Linked DNA regions of Mus musculus: regions 1 and 3 are each linked to region 2. The links are chromatin loops, found by intact Hi-C in ENCODE. Cell type or tissue: heart. All regions are shown on one strand. Each heading gives the region's core, and the rest is flanking DNA. Links, peaks and the distances in the headings are about the cores only. Region 1 has its middle 85 kb from the start of Gm34282. Region 2 has its middle 32 kb from the start of Gm45999. Region 3 has its middle 26 kb from the start of A730082K24Rik.

Region 1 (7,646 bases), core at 940-5,939, 150 kb before region 2:
GTGGTGCCGGGAAGGAGCAGGACCCTCAGAATGCACAGATTGTCCATAATCCATGAGCATCCATGGTATCCCTCAGGTACCTTCATAGCCATCCTCACTGCAGCCTTCTCTGATGGCTCTCTGCTCATTGTGACCACTGCACTTACAGACTGTGAACGTTTTCAGTACAGGATACTGGTTTGTCCAAGATGAGGCTGGCCCTATGGCTGCTTGAGAGTTCAGGACTCTACGGAAAATCAAAGGTCCTTGTAGTAAACTCCGAAGGCCACGGCCCTACCTTATCTCTTGCTGGTGTCCTTTCCTCACCAAGCTTGGTCCATTTGGGTTTTCCCATGTTCTCCAGGCGGATCAAGATCTTCCCTGTTTTTTGGGCTATACGTCAGCTCTGGCTGATGTTGGCGACCCTCTTCTTTGCCTTCTTCACTTCATAACTCTCCATCTCTCCCTTTCTCTTTCTTTTCTTTTTTCCTGTCTCTTCTTCCCATGTCTTGTCTCACCTTATTTTAGTCTTTCCCACTTCTTTGTTTGTTTAGTTACTCTGCTGGTTAGGGTTCTTTTTTAAAGAACTAAATATAACACAGTGAGTTTCATTATGACATTTTTATATGTGTATGTCTTATCTTGTCCCCAAATTCCTATCTCACTTCATGCAACTAACTCCTACCTACCTTCATGCCTCTGTGTGTGTGTGAGTGTGTGTGTGTGTATGTGTGTGTGTGTGTGTGTGTGTGTGTGTGTGTGTGTGTGTGTAAACTAATGAGTTTAATTAGGGTTGCTTACAGGAGCATGGGTTTGAGCAGTTATTTTACAGGCGCTTGGGCACTTACCAGTGACTACACCACGGAAGAAAAAGATATCTCTCTCCTCCAGCAACTGCTAATCTTTGAGACAAGGTCTTGCCATGTAGCTCAGCTTGACTATAAACTCCAGATTCTCTTGGCCTCCATATTGCTGTTATTAACAGAGCACATCACTACCTGGTCCAGTTTGTTTTTCTTTCATCTTTTGTTTTTTATAATCAGGTCTATTGAACTGTACTTTGCATGCAATACCATCCCCTCCCTCTGAGAATGCAGACCTCTGGGCTTTGACTTGTATGTGCACACATTCAGCAAGACTGAGATCATGTGCCTGTTCCCCTTCATAGCTAGGCTCCTCCGTATACCCCAGGAAGCCACCATTTACCTCTTTCATACTTCAAGTTTGCATCAGACCACCTTCGACACAGACACCTCTCATTCAGAGCCCTATGCTGGCCCCATCTGCAGAAGGCCCACCCCACACCCCATACTTCTTTCAGATACCTTGGATATTCTTGCTTTAATATTCACTTCATCTGTACATCTATTTGTTGGGGTTGTTTTGGAAACAGAATCTCACTCACTGTATAGCCCCTTGCATTCTCTACATGGCCTTGAATTTTTAATGTAGACCAGCCTGGCCTCCAACTTCCTACAACCCTCTGCCTCTGCCTCCCAAGTGCAGAAATTGTAGGAATGTGGCCCCATGCCTGACTCATTTGTTCTGTCTTCATTTAACCCTATAAACTCTGTGAATGAAAGGTCTCAGTCTTCAGTTTCAGTCTTCAGTTCCACCCTTTTAACCCCAGAGCATTGTGTGTAGAACATTTATTGAATGGATAGACAGATAGATGGATGGATAGGTAGATAGGTAGGTAGGTAGGTAGGTAGGTAGGTAGATAGATAGATAGATAGATAGATAGATAGATAGATAGATAGATAGATACATGGTACTACTTTCTCCTGTGCAAGTAGCTATGATTGATAGCGTGACTGATTCTGAAATGATTTTAGCACTTAGGGAGCTAAAAGATGAAGGGAAATCTTGTGATAGTATGCAGATAATTGGAGCCTTGAATAATCCCTTACTATGCACTTGTAAAGCATCTACTGAATGCCAGGCTCGTTCCTGGTCCTTCGTATATCGTCATTCATTTCATACTATGACCAACTGTATGGAAAGCATGGTCGTTTTAGATTTAAAGATGAATAATATTGAGTATTTTTTTAAAAAAAAAAAGGGTTAAATAACTTCTGGCCAGCCAGAGTGCAATCAGATGCAGTAGTAATTTCAAGCTGAAGTTTTATCTGGTTCCAGAAAGAGAGACCTAAGAGAAAGACCATGAGGAAAGAGAGAAGAGAAGGGCCACGGGGAAAGAAGGTAGAGAGACTACGTGGAGAAACCCTGAGACAGTGTGTCCAGAAGAAGTCCTGATGAGCAGGTCACTGAGGGATTCACCATCAGTTCACCAGGAGAGAACAGACATAGGCAATGCTCGGACCAGAGCAAGATGGTGAGACTCAGCTTGAAGGTAAAGGGCCCTGGGGCTGAGCAACAGATAGCTTAGACTGTTAGAATAGATGAATACCTGCCAAGTCACAGAGGTTAAAGCTTGGTAATCAACTTAATAGATCTTTGTGTCAATTATTTGGGAAGTAGGACAAGAACACATACGACTTCAACTTTTAAATTACTACTACAGACAGGACTTCGGGCCCAAACAACACGTGTAATAGTTAAGACAAAGTAACATTAGGGCAAGTAAAAGAGAAAAAGGTTGAAGGCATGCCCTGGTCAGGGAGGTCAGACTCCAGCACAGATTAAGGTCTAACCAGGAGAATCAGAAATGGGAACATTCACTGTAAATTTTACATCTGATCCTTTCTGAGGAACCTTTTAACCCCAGGGGAAACCTTTTCAGACCTCCCAGGTGTCACCCAAGTAAGATATAGCACAAGGGTTCAAGAGGTCTGGTAGAATTGTTCCCACACAACGCAGTTCCGGAACACTCTGGAAACTGAGGCTTTAAGCAGATGCACCCAGAGTCGCTGCTCTGGCTCCCCAAGGACACTTCCAAGAGGCTTGCAGTTCTCATCTATGGACAGTAGGTGGCAGTAGGTCGTGAGAAATGTGGGTTCTCCTGGGCCCTGGCTATGGAGACCTAGCCTGCAGAAAAACGCGGCTGGGCTTGAGTTGCGCCTGGGAGCACACCCCCCGGGGGGGGGGGGGGGGGAGTGGGCCGCACTGCCCAGGTCAGCGAGGATCTTGCGGGTGGGGGCTCCATTGGCTCCTGCAGCGTTGTAGTCATGGGGAGTTCCCAAAGAGCGCCCAACCCATCCTGCCTCCCCCATCAGACCTTGTGCCAGGCGTGGATTCCCCTGCCTGGGCAGACAACCTGGTTTTGTTGTTGTTTGGTGGGAGAGGGGAGCGCGGAGGGAGCACAAAAGTTTACTTTTTATTTTCTAAGCTAAAGAATAAACCTCTGTTCAGGGGGACATGGCTGTATCCATATAGCTCACGTCTGGCTGCACAGAAGTGAGGTGTGCTTTTTCCTTCCCGTGGTACCAATGCCTGATGGGGTTCCCTGGGGGAGACACCTGTTTTATCCAGACCTCTGGTCTGCACTTACAACAAGGATCTCATGGCGCTGTTGTCTTGACCTTAGTAGCAGCCAGCTTTGCACCACTTGGATGCAGTATGTCCCAGCAGGGCAGTGGCTGAGAAGCTGCAAATATGATTCTCTCAGGACCTGGCCTCTTGGCTCTACCAGGACCTGGGCATTAGCCTACCCAGGCTGGATCTAGACCTCTGAATACTCTTTCATTTAACACCTGCACAAATCCTGCCATCCTCCCTTCCACCCCTCCCACATTGAAAGAGTCTCTCTCTCTCTCTCTCTCTCTCTCTCTCTCTCTCTCTCTCTCTCTCTCTCTCTCTCTCTCTCCTGGCAAACTCTTACAGTTGCCATAAGGCAAGTGGAGACTGAACACGGAGATCTCTGGGTGAGTATTTGTTAAAGGTTACAGAGCCAGTAGTCCAGTGCCTGACCTCAAACCCCAGGCTTCAAGGCATCCTTCACCTCCCACCCCTCTGCCTGCCAACAACAGGGCTGCTTCCGGGGCTCCCGGGCCAGGCCAGCCAAGGAAGCACAGACAGCCCCAGTGCATCTTTCTCTCTCGATCAGTGGGCAAATTAATTCACGCTATCTTTACATTATGTATAATGCTGCATGATTTTATTTTGCTTCATTCCCGAAATCTTTTACAGTAATTAGTAGCCGAGTAAAATATAAAAATTAATGCAATATAACACTTTAATGGTAATAATACACCATCCTGTCTAATTAATAAAATCTGTTGTTTCCAAGCACGGTTATTTATTTGACAAATTGATGGCACACATCCTGTTCATATCCCCTTTCCCGGCTCCCATCCTTTCAGTTTATTGAATAAAATTGTATCAGGAAAATAAACAGATTGTCTTCTGACCTGACAAGCGAGTGAGGAAAAACCCCTCACTCACACAGCCCTAATTGTTCTCAACAATATTCGCTAACATGCATCAAGAGGGCTTGGAAATGAAGCCTCATTTCCTAGCTCCTGTATTTTTTCCATTTAATTTAAATCTTTATAATTGTGTCTTCTTATTTTTTAGGGACTGGGGACCTAGCGAGTTTGAGGGGTGAGCTTTGTCCCTGTGGGCTGTCATTCTGATGGCCTTAACAAGCAGGGATGGTTCCCACTCTGCATAGAGATCAGAGTGGAGAGCTAGGCTCTTCTGAGCCCTGGTGGAGCACACTGAAGTCACCTCCAATGTGGCAGAAGAGGACCAGATAGGGAGCCGGGGACAGTCATATTGGAGGACTGTCATTAGGGATTAAAAGGGACATGGAAGGAGGGGTTCGGGCAGGATTCTGAGGCTTGGTGACGTCTGCTGGTGGGAGTGGAGCAGGGAACAATGTCCAGCCCGAGCGAGCATGTGCCGTTGGAACAGAGTGCTGATCTAATTACAGAGCCACTCTGTGCTCCCTCTCTCATGTAAGACAGGACGTTTATATGCTAAGTGTGAAAACATGAAAGCCTTAAGCTATAAATAGAACGGCAGAGATGGAGGGAGACGCACACAGAGGAAGAGAAGGCAGAAAGAGGAAGTAAAGGAGAGACTTGCCCCTTGCAGGTTAATTTCTAGCGTTTTTCCCTGAAAGAAAAATGATGTGCTGTGGTTGGTGTTCAGGAAGAGCCCCCGTCACCAGCTTTTAAGCTACATTTACTGCAAGAGAAAAGGCCCCCAAGTGCACACACGTGAGGACTCATCCGCTCTGGTGAAGTGACTTCTACACCAGAGAGACATCCACACAGAGACACAGAGTGCAGCCATGTGTGAGCGTGACTATGGAGTCCACACCACTGAATCAACACAGTCCCGCCCTGTCTAGGATGCCTAGAACATTGTACTGGGCCACCACAGTAACAACGTCTTTCCCTGAGGTCTGTGCGGGAGTCTGGGGGTGCTGGCCCTTCCTTGTCATTTCTCCTGATCGGCCTCTTCACCTTCACCACTATTGTATGCCAATGCCTTATCTTAATAATTCTTACCATAATGATCAAAAGCTTAAATAAGATTTATCCACGCAGAGGTCACTGATACCTTCTGACTAACACCCAGGTACACAGAAGGTGATCAATAAATGCCATGGGAACCAGCACCTTCTACTTTGGCTGCCGACGAAGTATTTCATGGCATAGGTTACCATCCCTGCCCATTTCATGAAGCAGGCCCAATCTCCTTCTAAATGGAAACAGTGGGATGTTCAGTGGAAAAAAAATGGTATTTGTTGAACTATTTTGGACATTCCAAAATTGTTTAGCTTAAAGACATTTCATTGAAACCTCAGTAATAAGTCAAAGAGAAAGGCCTAATCGTTACCACCAGTGTCATAGATGCAGTATAATTTCCAAAACCCTATGTAGTTGGCTTAAAATTTTATAAAGTGTATAAAATGACTGGGGTTTGAACCCACATCTGTCTAGATTGGGACTCCTCAAAGCCATGCTGTAGTTCCAGCTGGGGTGCTAACAATGTCTCCTTGGGGTGGCATTTCTGTAACTCTGCCTTCTCAGCTGTAAATATCCGAGGCTCTGCTGCTGGGTTTACACAGCTCCACATGGCACTGTGCGTAGGTCAGGAGGGTAATCCAGTCTACCTTGTCTCTTTGTTCTTTCGTTTGTCACTCCCCAAGCTATCATCTGACAGACAACTCTTTTGGCTGGGGCTGCATCAAGGGAGTGACAGCTGGGGTTCCAAGATCCATTTTACTTTTTGCAGAATAAGGAAATCCTCAACTACTGGTAATGGGGAAGGCAGCTAAGGCATGAGAGGTCTGTACAGTGACTGGTCCGAGACTGGCTTGAAGGCTAGAAGGCAGGGAGAAAGAGACAGTGGAATTCTGGATCGCTACAGGGACCCATCCCACCTAGCCCTGCCACAGAGATGAGAGCAATATTCCAGGGGACACTGAATGTCCTGAGGACCTGCTCAGTGTCATTGATCAATATGTTTTATGATGGATCTAATTAAGCTCCCTAACGAGGGATCAGGAGATAACAATTTATACTGGAGCCATCAGTCATTAAAATGCTATTTCAGGAGATGACATCGTTCCAGCCTTAATTAGTCGGGTTCGCGTGACTGGAATCCCTTGGGAGCAGAGATGCCCCTTGTCATTTGCTCATCACCTCTGTGCGAAGGGGTCTCAAAGGGGCTCTGAGAGCCACATGCCTTCTTCAGCATCGTGTTCCTTACTCTGCTGAGCTTCCTGAACAGGTTAGGCAGGTGGTCATTGGTGAGAAAGCCGCTTCTAAAGGCCTGGGTCCAGACTCAAGCTCATGTCTGAGTTAGGTCCTGCAGAGGACCCGACTGGGAACCCTGGGAAGAGAATGTTCCTCTCAGAGCCTTAATTTCCTCTTCTACACAGGGACCTTCCCAGGCAGTGGAGAAGACTCAATGGGTGACATACTAATCTCAAAAGCATGAAGTGTGAACCCCCAAAACTTACCTCAGGGCCTTAAAGCCCCATAGGTTAGTGCATGTCTGTATTACTAATATATCTTAGCATGGACCTGCATTGTAGGTGTGAGACATGGAGTTTCTCTTCATGATAGTTATATGTAAGTGGAAAGATTATTAAAGAAAGTTTAAAAGCCTAAAATTCAGACACAGGGAGAATCCTCAGTAGTTCAAGGACCAGCTAATATAACATAGCCAGCTATGAATATCACAGGAAATCTTTCTCAAAGGAAGTAGTGCCTGAATATCAACAACCTGAAATTGTTCTCTGACCTCTACATGTGCCATAGCATGTTGCACCCACAAACACACAAATGCACATAGATATGCATGCACACACATCCTATGCATATGTATGCACACAAGTAAATAAGGTGAAACGTGGAATTTCCTGCCTTGCTGTCTACTTAGAAGAAAAAGGAAGATTTGCTAATGAGTTTTCTCTGGCTCAAATCCCTTTCCTGCATCCTCAGGCCATGTCACTCTGGGAGGGTTGCATTTTGTCTCTGAACCTTGCTTTCTTTGTGCACAAAGTGAATCAATAATCCTGTGTATGCCTGTAGAACTTTAAAAGCTTGATGGGCAATCTAATGTCTAAGGATCCCAGGAACACTGAGATGAAGAGACATAACTGTATTCTGAAGCAGCCTATGTCAGCTACATCAGAGTTTTATCTGTGTCATGGGTGCAGTACCAGCCCACAGAGGACCCGAGTGAGTTGTAGAAGTCACATAGGCCACATCCATGAGAGAGAAGGGGGCATTTGATCTGGGTCATGA
Region 2 (7,646 bases), core at 1,567-6,566:
GAAAAGGGAAATGAGTTCCCACCAAGTACCCATGCCCCTCTCTGCTCCCCAGCCTCTCTTGCAAGCAATTATGAGCAAAAAAAGACATGCCTGTGTTACCTCAGACTCAAAGTATTTAAAATCATATGTAGCTCCCTCCATCTCTCCCATTTCTGCGGGCTGAATGAAGACTTTGCATTCCAAACTGGATTTAAAAGATTCTGGGGTATTTGTATCGCTTGGGCCCCAGAGTGACTTCATGAAATCAAGCCCCCATGATGACTGGTGGTGATATAAAATAAACAAGAAATACACATTTAAGTCATTGAGCTGCTGACGCTCTGGGATCAATTCATTACTGCAGCAAATGACAGCTAATATAGCTACAGCAGTAGAAAAACGTTCTGAAATCAATTGATTCAGCAGATCAATAGATTGAAAAAACAGTAGAGGGTCAAAAGGCTAATGGCAATCTTCAAAACTGTCAGTACATGGCAGGTCTTACAAGTGGTCTGTGGGCACCAATCTGTCACTTCCTAGCATAAAGAGATAAGACAGAAACTACGGAATGTTGAATATATTTATGCTAGCCACTTTAAATAATTCTTGCACTTAGCCTACCTAATATTCTCTAGTTGGTCCTATTACTAGTTCATGTATACAAAAATAAGTTTTGTTAGTCACAAATTACTGGCTGTGTGGTAGAACTACAGTTTTCAGGCCAGAGAATTTCCATTCACAGCTATAACTCTGGAAAAAGAGGCTTCCAATGACTGTGGCGTGGCTCGGATGGCTCAGGCCTTTACTGTTGCTGCCTGGATTCTTCAGAGGTTGCTAAAGAAGCTGCAGTAGTTTTGAAACCCTTCTGGCCCATTCATTCCCTCTTTATTCTCACACCACCTTCTCTATTTCCGTTACCATTTCCAGATGCAGTCTTTAGTATCCCTGTATCGGGCATTCCTAATGCTATGCACTCAGTACGAGATATTGAACTTTAGGTTCCATGCATATAAGGCAAGGGCTGTACCACTACTTAGCTCTATCCCAAGCCATAGGTTAACAACTTATTTTGAGGTAGAGTTCCACTAAGTTTGCCAGACTGGCCTTGAACCTCAGTCTTCAGTCCATGCAGCCCTTGACTTGTGACCTTATGACTTCAGCATCCTGAAGAGCTGAGATGACAGGCCTGGTTCATAGCAGAGCTTCTTAAGCCATAAGTAACATTACTGAGGGAAACTCAAAAATAATCTAACGCCCATTCAACTCGTACAATCTCTGAAAGAAGCAAGGCCAGAGGTGTGGTAAGTACTTAGCATGTGCAGCCTTCCTCTTAGGGCAGCTTTACCTAGAGCCTGACTCCTCTCAAGATTTCAGGATGCTGCTGAGCTTAATTCTGGATTATGTGTCTTCTGTTCACATCCATCCGGGTCAGAGGCACTAATATGAAGATCTTTACTTCAGTATTTTGGGGTCCTAGGAAAATGACCTGGGTCTCTGGCTTGAACCTGCATGACCAAAACCAAACTGCTATAGCAGGGAAGAGACTCAGCTTAATTTTTACCAATTAGAACTCACCTGCAGAGCTAGTCCAGGTTCAGCCCTCCTGAATTGCAGAATAAAAAAGGGTGGATCGATCAGGGGTCCAGTCACAAGGCTAACCCCCCCTAAATGGTTCACTCATCACTCGAGATGCCTTTTGTTTTTAGGGGGTGGGGGATGGTGGATTCAAGTTCAAATGAATTTCCATACTCCAGCACTCATTCTTTGGATCTGTTTGCTTATGTTATAAGAATAAAAATATGTGCATTTACGTCAAAAAGTGAAAGCAATAAAACAAGACCAAAAACAAACAAAATCCTTAACCACCCATTTGATGAGATACACCCTTCAGTATCCCTGCTGCTGGCTGGGTCTGTTCTGGGCTTAGCGATTGAGACTTTGATCATGCTATGCACAGGTTTGACCTGGCACCTGTGCTGCCACTTCTAGTAGTTGCTGAGAATACTCAAAAGATGCTGAACCGCCTCGTGCTAGAGCAGGGCTGGGTAAGGACTCTGCCACGGGTACCTCACACTTTCCCAGTGACTCAATGAGATATATATTCCGTGAATATCTTTCAATTCTAGATTGTTTTCCTTTTAGAGAACTTCTGAACATCTCCCCTAATACTATATTTTTTTCAAAAATTATATGTCAGGCTAGAAAGATGGTGCAGTCTGGCAAACAGTTGCTTCATAAGCATGAAGAACTGAGCTTGGTACCCTGAACACCTATGTAAAAGAATTATGGTCCAGGCTATGGAGAGGTACAGAAATTACATCGATCCCTACACTGGATATTTTCTTTAAAGCAAAGTCTCACTATGTACCCAAGGCTAGTCTCAAACTCAAGACCCTGATAACTCAGTTTCCTGAGGGCTGGGACTGCAGGTGTGTCCCAATGTTCAGCTCTAGACATGCCCTTTATGGTGCCAATTTCTACACAGCCTCTGCCCCTGAACAATATTTCCTATGTATTTGCTAAGTGGAGTAGCTTCAAGTTATTCTTAATGCCGGGTGGCTGGCAATAGGATTGCCAATGTCAGACTCACTTGTCCATTGGTCCATGAGGTTGTCAGAAAAGATGCTTTCTACAGTTACACCCTCAGACTTAGGATCTGGTTGGAACCAATGAGTACAGAGATAACTTGAATCAAGGACTTCACTGCCCAGGAGAAAAAAAAGACCACAAGGGTCCACAGGGACTTCTTGGTTTAAAATATAAATTGCTTTCAGGTGAGGTTCTCACCCATCCTTGCACTGAATCTCTGTGACATTATGATTGTCTGTTGCTTGCCATAAGGCCTGAGTGATGCTTGCCCAGAAGGCTCCTATAGCACTGTGACACTCATCTTTGCCCTGCTCTCTGAAGAGAGTTAAACTATGGCTGTGTAAGTAGATGGGAAACACTTAGGGCATGGAGGTGTCTTACAAGATTTATGAACGTTTAGAGACTGAGAACACATGTGCATACATATGCCCAGCTCTCACACCCACCTCTGGCACTCTGTGCATTCTCTAAACCCACTCACAACTTCTGCTGGTCCAGCCAGGTCATTCGGACACACTCACTTGTGCAAAGGGATAGCTCTGTTCCTACCTCTCCCTGCCCCCACCCCAAGCCTTCCTGAGAATTGTTCTGTTAAAAATAAAATGCTATCATTGTGCCCATGGCTGGCCCCAGGCTAAAGTGGGAAGTGGGAGAAGCTTGCATTTGACTTTCCCCAACCTCTCTCAGACTCTCCCTCCTGCAGCTGCCAGCTGCACCCCTGACCTAGCTTTTCCCATCCCACTGTGCCTCCATTAGAAACCACCCTGTCTGGCTGCCACTCCTCCGGGCCTTGCTCTCAGCTTGAAAAATGCCAGTGGGTTTTCCTTAATAGGACTTTTCTAAGAGACGGAGACTTAACCCTCAAATGCTGTCAAGTTGGAATGATGTCTTGGGCCAGAAAGAACCCTATCCATTTAAGGAAACTGAGAGACACACCCAGGCAGTCCTAAGCCACCATGCCAGCCATCGCTTTGAGCACTAAGCCCTGAGCTGGTGCCCCTTGCTCCTTTTGTGGCCTTTTGTGCTTCTGGCTCCAAGATTCCCTGCCTTCCATTTCCCATACAAAGTTCTCCCTCTCGATTTGGCCTCAGTCCACAATGATACAGTTCTTAGCATGGCTACCCCTCCCGTTCCTCACATCCCTCCAACCCTGCCTAGCCCCTGAGGCAAACCATACCCTTACTCTACATCTTGCCAGTCTCCCCTCCTGCAGGATCTGGGCAGAAGTAGCTCAATAGCAGGAGTCCCAGATCTTAATAGAAAACAGGTAAGCACCTGATCAATACTCATAGCTCATATCCTAAAGACACTGCATTTCTCTGCTTTGAGTCTCCATCTGTAAACCACCAATAATAGTGATCACTCCTCGATGTTCTTTCAAGGTCACTTGTGGGTACTTATAGACATGAACCTGTTCACCACAGAATATGTGTTCTGAATCGTGTCCAGTCACGGGATCAGTTATGTTCCTGGCAGTAATGTTCTGGGAACTCTAGGCCAGGCCCTGCAAATGAATTGTGGCATGGGTCGCTTGGCCAGATGGGGGCAGCAGAGAGCTATCTGAGGGTCAAACTGGGACCCATGGGGCCACCTGGGGGTCCAAAGTAGACAGCCAGGACCCAAGGCCTGAGACCAAGCAGGGCAAGCTAGACAAGAAATAGAGCTAGGAAGATCCGCTACTGAAGTGCCTCCCCGTAGTGTACTGCTCCTCCCTCTACCTGCACAGATTGCCTGTCACCATTTGCTAAGGCTGATCTTTCTTAACAGTGTGTTCCCTCCCAACTGACACATTTGTGAGCAAGGACACAACTGTGAGCAGGGAAAAGGTGAATGTCCTTAGGTAAGGGTCCACGGATTTCAGGAACCAACCATGGAGCAAGCATGGGCCTTCTCCTCATTCAATAGCTGAACCATCCTTCATAAGCTTGTCTTCCCTTCTCTCTTGACTCCTAAGAATGCTGTCTGGTGTAATCCCACCTCGCCTGTCAGAATCCTGTCTGCTTTCCATATTTAACTCAAATGTTCTCCTTGTTAGGCCGTCTGCCTGGATTTGGCCAGTACCTAACTAGAAACATCTCTCTTTGGATATCTCTCAGCTCTCCACATCAGATTTTCCACTGATATCTGTGGCTGTCAGCATCTCGTCCAGAGTGATAAATGATGGCATTGCTTCCCCTGGGATGCAGGAAGTTCTGTCACAATCTGTCTCCTCTAGGACAGGAGTCATGGTGGCTTCCTCATCCCCTGCTGAAGATTATAGAAAGAGAATAAATGGAGAGCGCCTGGAGCTAGCCTGGCAGTGGCAAGGACATGGGGACTGTCTTGTCACTACACTATCTTAATGTCACTATTATAGAGGGGCTTTGCTCCACAGTGACCCACGATGTAAGGTCTTAAGTATTCAACTTGCCCTCAAGACAAGCCCTGGATTGTAAAACACCACCAACAATAACAACAATAATCGAGGCCAGCAAGATGGCTCAACAAGTAAAGGTGCTTGCCTCCAAGCCTGAAGACCCGAGGACCCACATGATGGGAGGAGAGAAATGACTTCTGCAAACTGTCCTCTGATTCATCAGCACTGTGGCACACATGTGTGTATACGTGAACACACACAGAATCAGTAAAAAGTAATAAAAATTTTAAAACAACAGGAACCACTTGTCTGGGGGCAGGTCTAGTAATTTCAAGCCACAGAATCACTGGAAAAGCCAGACACACACACACACACACACACACACACACACACACACACACACATACACACACACATTCCACCAAGGCAGCAAACTATGACAGTGACAAGAGAAGAAAACTTTTTTTGTTGTTATTTAGAAAGATAGTGATGTTTTCAATAAAAATTTCAACCCAGAAATTAAAATTTAAACAACATAAGTGCCTGGGAGAACCAAGCAGCAGCAAGCGGACCCTTAATGGCAAGATGCATAGCCTTTATTTTTTAATGTGGAGAAGGAAAGGATTTATCATTAAAGTTTAAAAATAATCAGAATCTCAGAATCAAAATCCCTTTTGTTCCAGCGGGCTGGCAGCGCTGAGGGAGTGATTGTGTGTGCTGAGTGGGTGTCCAGGAAACAGTAGTCATTTATGTGTGTGTGACAGGAGTCGTGTCCAAATCTAAATTTAAGCAAGTGTTGGCCTTCTTGGGTTGTATAGTTTTTTGGATAAATTAGCTCAAACTAAGCGTTGGACTTGCTTGTGTGCGCTCTCTTCCCTCTGTCTCCTCACCCATTCTCTCCCCTGTGTTTAATAATTATAACACTTGAGCCAAAAATTTGCTGGCCAGCTGCAGTGGCCTAACCGTCTGTTTCACTCATTATTTCTAGAACTTGATACAATCACAGCCTTTGAGCAAATTAGAGTAATATTTGGTGTGTTGGTATTCTGTCCCTACTCTCCCCCCCAGCTCGCTGATGTGAGACACAGACAGTTTGTGCATATCATACTAGAGAATTCCATCTTCTCAGCTCCTACAAGCCATAGTACCCATTGATGTGTCTGCCCTGTTCCCTACCACAGTGTGGGAAGGAGAGACAGCTTGGGTAAAGCCTAGTGTGTAAGAGTCAGACAGCTTAGCTCTGCTTCTAAACCTTGTGTGGCCTTGGCTCACCAGACTAACTTCTCTGAATTTCTTTCTTCCTTCATTTCTTCCCTTCCTTCCTTCCTTCCTTCCTTCCTTCCTTCCTTCCTTCCTTCCTTCCTTCCTCCCTCCCTCCCTCCCTCCCTCTCTCTCTCTCTCTCTCTCTCTCAATCTTAAACACATGGCAACACTGGTTATGACAGAGGGGCTGAAGGCAAACTTTTGGTGTTCAAGAACTGTAAAGTTGTTTCTACAGATATGTGTGGTGTGCATGTGTGCATTGTGGAGGCTGGGCAAGGTACAGGGTGCATGTGGAAGGTAGAGAACCACTCACAGAAATTGTTTTCCTTCTACCATGTGGGCCCTGGGGAATCAAACTCGGGATTGATAGCAAGTGCCTTTGTCCACTGAGCCATCTCCCCCATCCTTGATGTCAAATCATACGTCTACTACCTTCTAAGCAACATTGGACAAATTATTTAATTTCTGGCCCTCGATACCTTCATCGGGAAAAATAAGTGTAGCAACATCATCTGTAGCCTGAAGTTTGTGGGGAGGGGTGTGTGGAAGGGGGAAGTTAATTAAAATAGGTGGAAAGAGGAAAATCCACACTCCTCAAGTTTAAACTCTATAAGGCTGTGGGGTCCTTCCTGCCTGTTTTGTGCCCTTCTCTATCCATAGGATGTAGGAAAGTGATAGTAATTTTCCTCAGATGAATGGGGGAGGGGTGAGTTTATATTTATTCACTCACTCCCGCTTACTGTTATAAAGCCAACACAATGAAAGCACAACATCAAAGCAATGAATCAGGAAGCGGCAAGCTATCGCTTCTCGGCCTTTTGGCTAAGAGCAAGTGTAGGAAGCGGCAAGCAAGGGGGGGGGGGGGGATGTGCTTGCCCTCAGAGCCACCCAGACCCAGAACGAAGCAGCTGCAGAGGGGCCCTCAAGCCTGATGGCCAGGCTCTCACCGAGAGTCGGACTTAGTATTGCTGGCCTTGATAGGACTTCAGCAGCTAACTCTCTACTCCTGTCCTTAGTTTTTCCATCTGTAAAGTAGAAGTATTTTTTACCCAAGGAGCTAAGACTCACTGTGGGACTAGAACCCACAGCTGCGAGGACATGAAGACAAGAGCATATTGATTTTTATCATCAAGGTATCCCAGTTCTCCCAGCATGCTGCAGTGCACACATGTGGAACTCTCTGAGTGGAGCTAGAGAACACCACTACAGGGGGATATCTCCAAAGCCATACAACAATGAAGGAAAAGGATAAGAAAGCATAGCCTTCTGCGAGAACTGTAGGTTTAAATGTTTCTTTTATCATGAAGAAGACTCACCAATATCCATGAGGACAGAATTCCTAACTGATGGAAAGAATATAGAAAAGGGTGAGAGGCTATAGCATGTAGCCTCAAAATGAAGCTAAGATGCTAGGCTGAGATGGCGGGGGAGGGGTGCTGGCACCTCCTGACACTGGTCC
Region 3 (7,646 bases), core at 1,517-6,516, 440 kb before region 2:
ATAACTGTAATATTTCTACTGTTATGAATCATAATATAGATGTCTGTGTTTTCTGATAGCTTTAGGTGACCACTGTGAGAGGGTTGTTTGACCCCTAAGGGGTTGCAACACACAGGTTGAGAACCACATTGCTCTAGACATTGGCTTCTGTCTGCATAATCCCAAGCACCATCTCCTTCACATGACCTTTACCTCGTCCTCTACTTTATCCCTCACAAGCACTTGAGATTGGACTTATAGACTCCCTGGGTGATTCAGGTTGTTCTCATCTTGGGATCATTAAGTTGATTGCAGTAGAGAGAAGACTCTCGACACTACGCTATCTGAGAGACTCATGCACACGTTGAAATAGGTTCATTCAAGTTTGTCATTGTGCCCAAGGCTAAAGCAGGTTTCCTATCCACTGACGAGTAATCCCAAGACACTGTGCTTTCAGCCCATCACTGTGAAGACTGCATTGCAGCCTCCAACATAGATTCTGAGACAGAGGTACCACCAATGCAGACCTTCAGGCAAAAATATGGGCAAACATTGGTTATTTGAAAAATGATCTGGGAGTTCAGTAGATTGAGGAAATGAGCAAAGAGAAGAGAGAAAGTAGTGAACATGACATTGTAGTGAGTGACTGAGCTCTGTGGGTTTAGGGACCACTCTCATTTATGCTGGGACCTCTGGGAAGGTGGTGTTATGCTGGGACCTCTGGGAAGGTGGTGTATATGAAAACTCTACCAAGATCCACATGACCTATAATGTGGGACAAGAGCATTGAAGAATACCACAGAGATGATCTTCCGCCAATAAACACCTCTATGCTGACAAAGATTTTGGGGAGTTGAGAGTGGGATGGGAGGGCACTGAAGTAAAAGATTGAAATAGACCATGGAAATCAACTCAGATTTTGGGATTTCGCTTGGGCAACTCTTAGAGATCTGATGAAGTCATGGATGCTCAGTTCTGGCCTAGACCTTTTCAATCAGATGCAACCCACATGGCCTTTGATTTGTCCTCAGTGCTTATCTGCATCTGTTGCATGGACATCTGTATTACCAGAGGGCTCACTACCCACTGGCATACTGTTTTATTGATACACAATACTAGTTTAAAACTATCTTAATTTTGTTCAAAATTTGGCTTCTCAAATCTCCTACACATGAGATCTAGTTCTTTCCCAGGTACCTCTTTGTCCTCAGAGGTACCTGTTTGCTTGTGTACTGTGTTTAGCTCTACAGCCCTGGTTTGTCCTTGCCCTAAAGCTGTGGCTCTTTGGAGACACTATGTCCAGCTCCTGAAGGGCTCTTGTTTATAACGATCTAGAAAGTAACTTAAGTGGTTTTACAATGAAATATAACTGAACCCTCAGGGGCAACAGGAGCATATGGTGTGGTAAGAGGACCATCAATTCAAGGGATGCTGAATAAGCACTTACTTTGTGTGTCAGCTCTGCGGCTCAGAGCATGTGGGAGAGTTGAGCAGAAAATGACCAACTATGATTCCCAGGTGAAAATCCTACAAGATCACTTTGTAAAGGCAGAGTGGGGTGCAGGGAGCTTATCAAAGCCCAGAGACAACCCCTTCTGAACACAGCTGGCTGGTTGGCTGGTGTTTTAACTGACTTTGAGAGTAGCAGAAAGGAATTTGAGAATATAGGACTATAATTTGAAAGTGAAGGCATATCTGCTGTATTCAGGGAATTCTGATTTATCAAGATTTCCTCCCGTTGGTCTTCCCTCTTCTTGATGTTCTTGTGTTTTGCAAATTGTATCTTGGCCAGGGCCAAGAAGTGGGAGTGGGTGGGTAGGGAAACAGGGTGGGGGGAGGGTATAGGAAACTTTTGGGATAGCATTTGAAATGTATATAAAGAAAATATCTAATAAAAAAAGAATAAAAAAAGATTTCCTCAAATTTATGGTGAGTATATGTGTGCCTTCATTTCATATGTATGTATGGTAGGGGATCATGGACTTGTGGGTCTCCTGTCTCAGCCTCCCAAGTAGCTGGAGTGACAGGTCTATGCCACCAGGCTCAGCTTCAAATGCTGTTTTCACAAGGAAGAGAAAGACGTGGTTTTATTTTAATGTTTGATGTGGCATTCTGATTACCTCTTTGGCAAGGTTGTAATTGGGGCACTTGGGAACAGAAGCTAAGTAAATGAAGCTACAGACCTCAGAATTCTCCTTCCCTTCACTCTCCCCCTTCTCCCTTTCTTCCATTCATCTATACCTCCGGCTACCCACCCAATATTGATATGTACATGATAGAACTAAGCCTTTATTAATTTGCATGCTAGAATTAAATCATCATTGTGCTAGAATTAAGACTTTATAAGAAAGTAAAGGTGTTTTCTGTCTTCAAGGACAGTTATACTTGGGCTGGGAAACTGGAAAGGAATGGGAATGTGAAAAGATGACTTAGAATTGATTGATGCAGACCTCCATCACTGTCTGATTTCACAAGGATGGTGATGAAGAGGAAAGGGAGAAAGTGATCCTGGAAAGGGCAGTGTGAACTCTGCACCCAGTTATTTTACAGGCTACATTGTATGGTGCTATACCATAACATATGCTGGCCATGTGATCTTGGATCAATCTTCTTACCTAGGTCTCTTACTTATCCACACACTTTGGACTGGGTGATTTTTTTCTGGTATTTCACATACTATGATTCTATTATTCTATTCCTATGCATTAATCAAAATAAGCAAAGATCAGGAGCTAGTGAATTGTGGGCTGTTTGGAGCTTGGGAAGTAGGACTCTGTGAGGATGCAGGTGGAGAAGCAGTTGAGTAGGGACAAAGGTTGGAGTTGGGCTGTGGAGAGAGGCTGGAGATGTCAGAATGGCAGGACATACCGAGTTTCTCTGCACTTGAAGTGCCTCTCTGCTCCTGGCTCTCACCTGTGACACAAACAGAGTCCTTTGAAACCAATTACCACAGTTTTTTTTCACTCTTTCCTTGACTGTGTTTGGGCTCACATTGGGGCAGTCCTAGATTAGAAGAATGTGGACTGAAGAGTCTTTGCTCAAGCACATTGGCTGCTCTCCTCTATGTGCTGGCTGCCTTCCACTCTAGGCTAGGGCTTCATTTTTACCATTTGTACTTACATACAACTTGACAAAGAAGAGCCTCTAAGGTTATATATTTAAGGACTCTGGAAGACACAACACTCATTGACTCTTGAAGCCTAGAAGCTATTTAAAGTCATACCTTGGTGCCCCTCTGAATTCTTTCTAACATGGATCCTATCCATAACATTCACAGGAAGAATGAGTGAGTGAGTGAGTGAGTGAGTGAGTGACTGAATGACTGACTGACTGACTGAATTACTGAATGGATGAATGAATGAATGATTAGATTCAAAGATGTAGAGAAGACTAAGTCCAGGGTGGCCAGGTGACTGCCAGTCAGAGCTGGAGTTGTGTCTCAGAGTCACCCCTCTTAGTAGTAGTTATTTAAAATAGAGACAGTAATACATGCCCTGCAAAGCAGCAGGTGTGAGGATCAAAAGGAGACTGCAGATAAAGCTTCTAGAATGGTGCTGAGCACACAGTTTGCACCCAATATTTTTAGGCTCTGGCCTGGCCCAAAGTCTCCCAGAGTGTCAGTGACAATCCCCTGACCTTTGAGAAGGTTTACGACCATAGGCAGCCTGGTCTATCTAGGGCAACTCTGGACACAACCTCACTGCACAGAGAATGATGGATTGAATGACCCTGGACCCTTTCCAATCCCCTTTGGGTCTTGAAACCAAGGGTGTACTTCTGATCCTGACCATTGGGTGGCACCAGCCCATCATCTTAGGTAACTAGACAGTGGAAGGCTAGGCCCTCTTGGCTACCCAGCAGGGGAGTTGGAAAGGGGGCTGTGGGGCGGGATCAAGAGAGTGGGTGGGGGAAGGAGCAGCTTAGAGAGTCCAGGTGTTTGTGCCTCTGCTCGACTGTCTGGATGCTTTGTGTATGACTGAGGTGGGAGTGGGCTCTATAAACATGAGGTTCAGGAGGTGTGTGTGTGTGTGTGTGTGTGTGTGTGTGTGTGTGTGTGTGGTGTCTTTATTTCTCCCCTGTATATGTACAAGTAATCATTTGACCTAAATGAAATCATTTGCCCCAAGGATATTGATTTATGGCTGTGGGTAAAGTGAGTCGAGGGCACATGGGATTTTCAAGATGTTAAAGGTATTAAAATTTAATTGACCTCCTGATTTTATACATGGGACAAACTGAGGCCAGAATGGGATTCTAACTGGTCTGAGGACCCTGGTTCCCTGATCTTGTCTACCACAGTCTCTGCATTGAACAAGGAACTGGACCAACCAAACATGGTGAGTCACCTGGAGAAGAGAATCTGGACCAAAGTGGGACCCGGAACGCCTTGTTTAGCCTAAGCCACATGATCATCATGGCTTCTCTCCTTTGTATTTTATTCTTTCCATCTGGATTCTAGAGCTAGCTCACACTGGCGTTGCCATGCCTCAGAGGACAGCTGTCCTTGTTTCAGAGCCTATGATAGACAGGTGACAGCTGAAAACTGAAGTCTTGATTTCTGCTCTTTCTCCCCATGCCACTTTGTTGTTGTTACTGCTTCAGTTGTGTTCTCCTGGAAGGCATCAGTGTCTCCTCTGTGGCCAAGGCACCCAGCTCCTAGAGGGTGGGGGTGTAGCAGGCATTGTTTTCCCCTTTACTGAGTCCCTCCCAGGCACCTCTCTTCCTTTTAATAAAAACCACTAGGCATGCTTCAGATCTGCTGAAGGCAGCAAAGATCCATGCACAGAGCTGGCCTGCAGTTCATAAACATGACAAAGATCCTTTGCCACATTTCTTTGGTTGATTCTGTCCTAGGTACCAGGCTAGGTCATTAGAATAAAGTTCAGATTTCCTGGGCTTGTATGTAGGCTCCTCAGCTAAATTGTCCTATGACCTCCAATTAATGTCTTTAGTCTTTTTTTTTTTTTTTTTTTTTTAGTATAGAATACAGTTAGCTCATAATCAGCCACCAAACGCAGACGCTATTGCATACGTCAGCAAGATATTGCTGAAAGGACCCTGATATAGCTGTCTCTTGTGAGGCTAAGCCAGTGCCTGGCAAACACAGAAGTGGATGCTCACAGTCAGCTATTGGATGGAACACAGGACCCCCAGTGGAGAAGCTAGAGAAAGTACCCAAGGAGCTAAAGGAATCTGCAACCCTGTAGGTGGAACAACAATATGAACTAACCAGTACCCCCAGAGCTCATGTCTCTAGCTGCATATGTAGCAGAAGATAGCCTAGTTGGCCATCATTGAGAAGAGAGGCCCCTTGGTCTTACAAACTTTATATGCCCCAGTACAGGGGAAACACCAGGGCCAAGAAGTGGGAGTGGGTGTGTAGGACAGGGGAGGGTATAGGGGACTTTAGGGATAGCATTTGAAATGTAAATGAAGTAAATACCTAATAAAAAATTGAAAAAAAAAAGAATACAGTTTATTCAGGGCATGGGGAGGGGAGTTCAGAGTGTAGTAGAAGCAGAGAAAGGCAAAGAGAAGGAGAGAGTAGAGAAGTAGAGGCTGGCCATGACCACATAGAAAGAGGGGGCGAAGGGAATGGGGAAAGGGGAAGCAAGGGGCAAGAGGCAAGAGTATGAGAGTAAGAGAGGCAAGAGAAGCAAGGGCAATGTCTTTAGTCTTTAACCTTTCAGTATCGACTGAAACTGAGCTGAGCCTCGTGCTCCTATGGGGTCTATTGGGTTATTTAAGTGAATCGACACTTACAAAATATTCAAAATGAAGTCTCAATAGGTTACTTCTTTATTCTTAGAACAATGCTGTACCAAACTAGCAAAAGGTTGTTTCCAGCTTAAGGACAAGGAATGTGAGACTCTGAGAGGTGATGGCTAAAAATGAGTTGGAATGATAGCTGATTAGCAGTGGTCTCATTGGAGAACCCAAGTTACATTTAAACTCTATATCAGATGTCTAAAAATCCTTTATTGTCTCACCACCAAGTCTAGATATTGGGAGAGCTGCTCTAAAAAAATCCAACAAAAACAGAATCAATTATATTATGTATTTATATATAAATACCACATAGTTGGAGAGAGACTGAGAAAATGAGAAAACTTCAAAGAGTGGCTTCTTCCTAGACCTAGTGCCTCCGTCAAGCTCTGGGTCTTCCTAGGATACTGACAGAATACTGGAGGAGAAGAACCTTTCTCAGAAGTCCTCCCTGGTCTCCTGAAGCCCTGTACTCCCAGAAGGGAGTCTCTGACCTATCTTTGGTCAATTCAAACCCATCCCATATGGATAGTGGGGCCACATGAATTATGCTATGGATTCCTCAGCCCAGTTCCTACTCAGGGCCCCTTTGTAAGCTCTGTGCCAGTGTATTATTTGTTTTATATAAAATATAATTATGAGCACTCATTATGGCTGGGTGGTAGTAGTTAATATAGAAATTGTACAGTTAGTATGTTCAGTGTCAGGCCACTAATAAATGAACCTGGAAGCCAGCAGGTCACACCTGGCCCAGGAAGAGGCCTCTAGACAGCTTCATTTCAGCTAGCAAGATAAGGAGATGTTTTCTGGATGTCAGCTTCCTTGCATCTTCTCCCATGATTTCTCTATCCATGGAGAACCCCCTCCAATCCAGTCTGACAAAGAACATTCAGGACCTTCAGTCTGTCCATTCATAAAAACCATCACTTTGGATTTTCTGCTTTGACTTGGTGGATGGTGTCAACTCCTACTCTGCCCTCATCTATCTTGGGACACCTTTGGATTTACAAGTGACATTTATTGTGTCAGAGCATTGCCTTTTGGGCATCCAGAAAACCCAGACCATCTCAACTTGTGCAGAGACAGTTGGCCAGATGGGTGGCTAGCTGGAGTGGCCAACAGCAAGGCAGGTTGGGTCTTGAGGAGTGTCTGAGTGTGATAAACTACCCTGACCTAACTCAACTCAAGGGAGGAAGGGTCCATTCCGTTAAGAAGTCCAGGCTAAAGCTCATCATAGAGAAGTCAGGATGGAAGCTTGATACAGTCCGTCACATCCACAGAGCAGGGAGAGTGCATGCATACATGCATGGTGCTCAGTTTGATTTCTGCTTCTGCCCCTACCCCCACATTTTCACACAGTTCAGGGATAATCCCAGAGAGTGGCATGCTCATAATGGGTGGGATTTCCCATCTTGAATATTCAATCATGACAACGCTCCCATAGACGTGCCCACAGGTCGACATGATCTAGACAGTTCCTTAGACTCTCTTCCCTGGTGATTCTAGTTTGTCTCTTGATAACAATAGAAGCTAACCCTTCTCAGGGAGCCTTGCATCTGGGTGGAGGAAGGTAATCTGAGCTGCTGAACAGAAATCCTGAGATCAGAAACCAGTGCTCAACTGCTCAATAAGACGTCTAGCAGAAAGTGAACCAAGTCTCTTTGCTTAAGAGGATAATTTAATTCTTTCATCACATTGTAACAAATTAAGTGTGTGTGTGTGTGTGTGTGTGTGTGTGTGTGTGTGTGTCTGTGTGTGTGTGTGTGTGTGTGTGTGTGTGTGTATGTGTGTGTGTGTGTGACTGTGTGTGTGTGGTCACACATGCCATGGTGTGAGTGTAGAGGTCAGAAGATAGCTTGCAGGGACAGATTTTCTCTTACAACTGTGTAGATCCCAGGAAT

The links. Hi-C counts contacts between places; a loop is a spot of excess contacts. Peaks named below come from ENCODE experiments on the same cell type or tissue, not always from the same donor. Only the 100,000 strongest peaks of a DNase experiment are listed, where the experiment ranks them.
Region 1: it touches region 2 in a loop (2.2-fold over the local background); 10 of 42 quality-filtered maps call a loop at or near these places.
Region 3: a loop joins it to region 2, with 3 times the contacts of the local background. A loop is called at or near these places in 3 of 42 quality-filtered maps.

The regions. Positions count from the first base shown.
Region 1 is chr7:115,214,041-115,221,686 of GRCm38, forward strand. No RefSeq gene overlaps it. Among named protein-coding and RNA genes, the nearest start is that of Gm34282, 85 kb to the left of the region's middle. In heart, for the core only: CTCF peaks have their summits at 2,881 (motif pointing right) and 3,101; a DNase peak (open chromatin) is centred at 2,971; H3K4me3 peaks cover 617 bases; H3K27ac peaks cover 2,768 bases.
Region 2 is chr7:115,362,967-115,370,612 of GRCm38, forward strand. No RefSeq gene overlaps it. Among named protein-coding and RNA genes, the nearest start is that of Gm45999, 32 kb to the right of the region's middle. In heart, for the core only: a CTCF peak has its summit at 4,103 (motif pointing right); no DNase peak of the experiment used is centred there; H3K27ac peaks cover 248 bases.
Region 3 is chr7:114,918,591-114,926,236 of GRCm38, forward strand. No RefSeq gene overlaps it. Among named protein-coding and RNA genes, the nearest start is that of A730082K24Rik, 26 kb to the right of the region's middle. In heart, for the core only: a CTCF peak has its summit at 3,749 (motif pointing right); no DNase peak of the experiment used is centred there; H3K27me3 peaks cover 508 bases.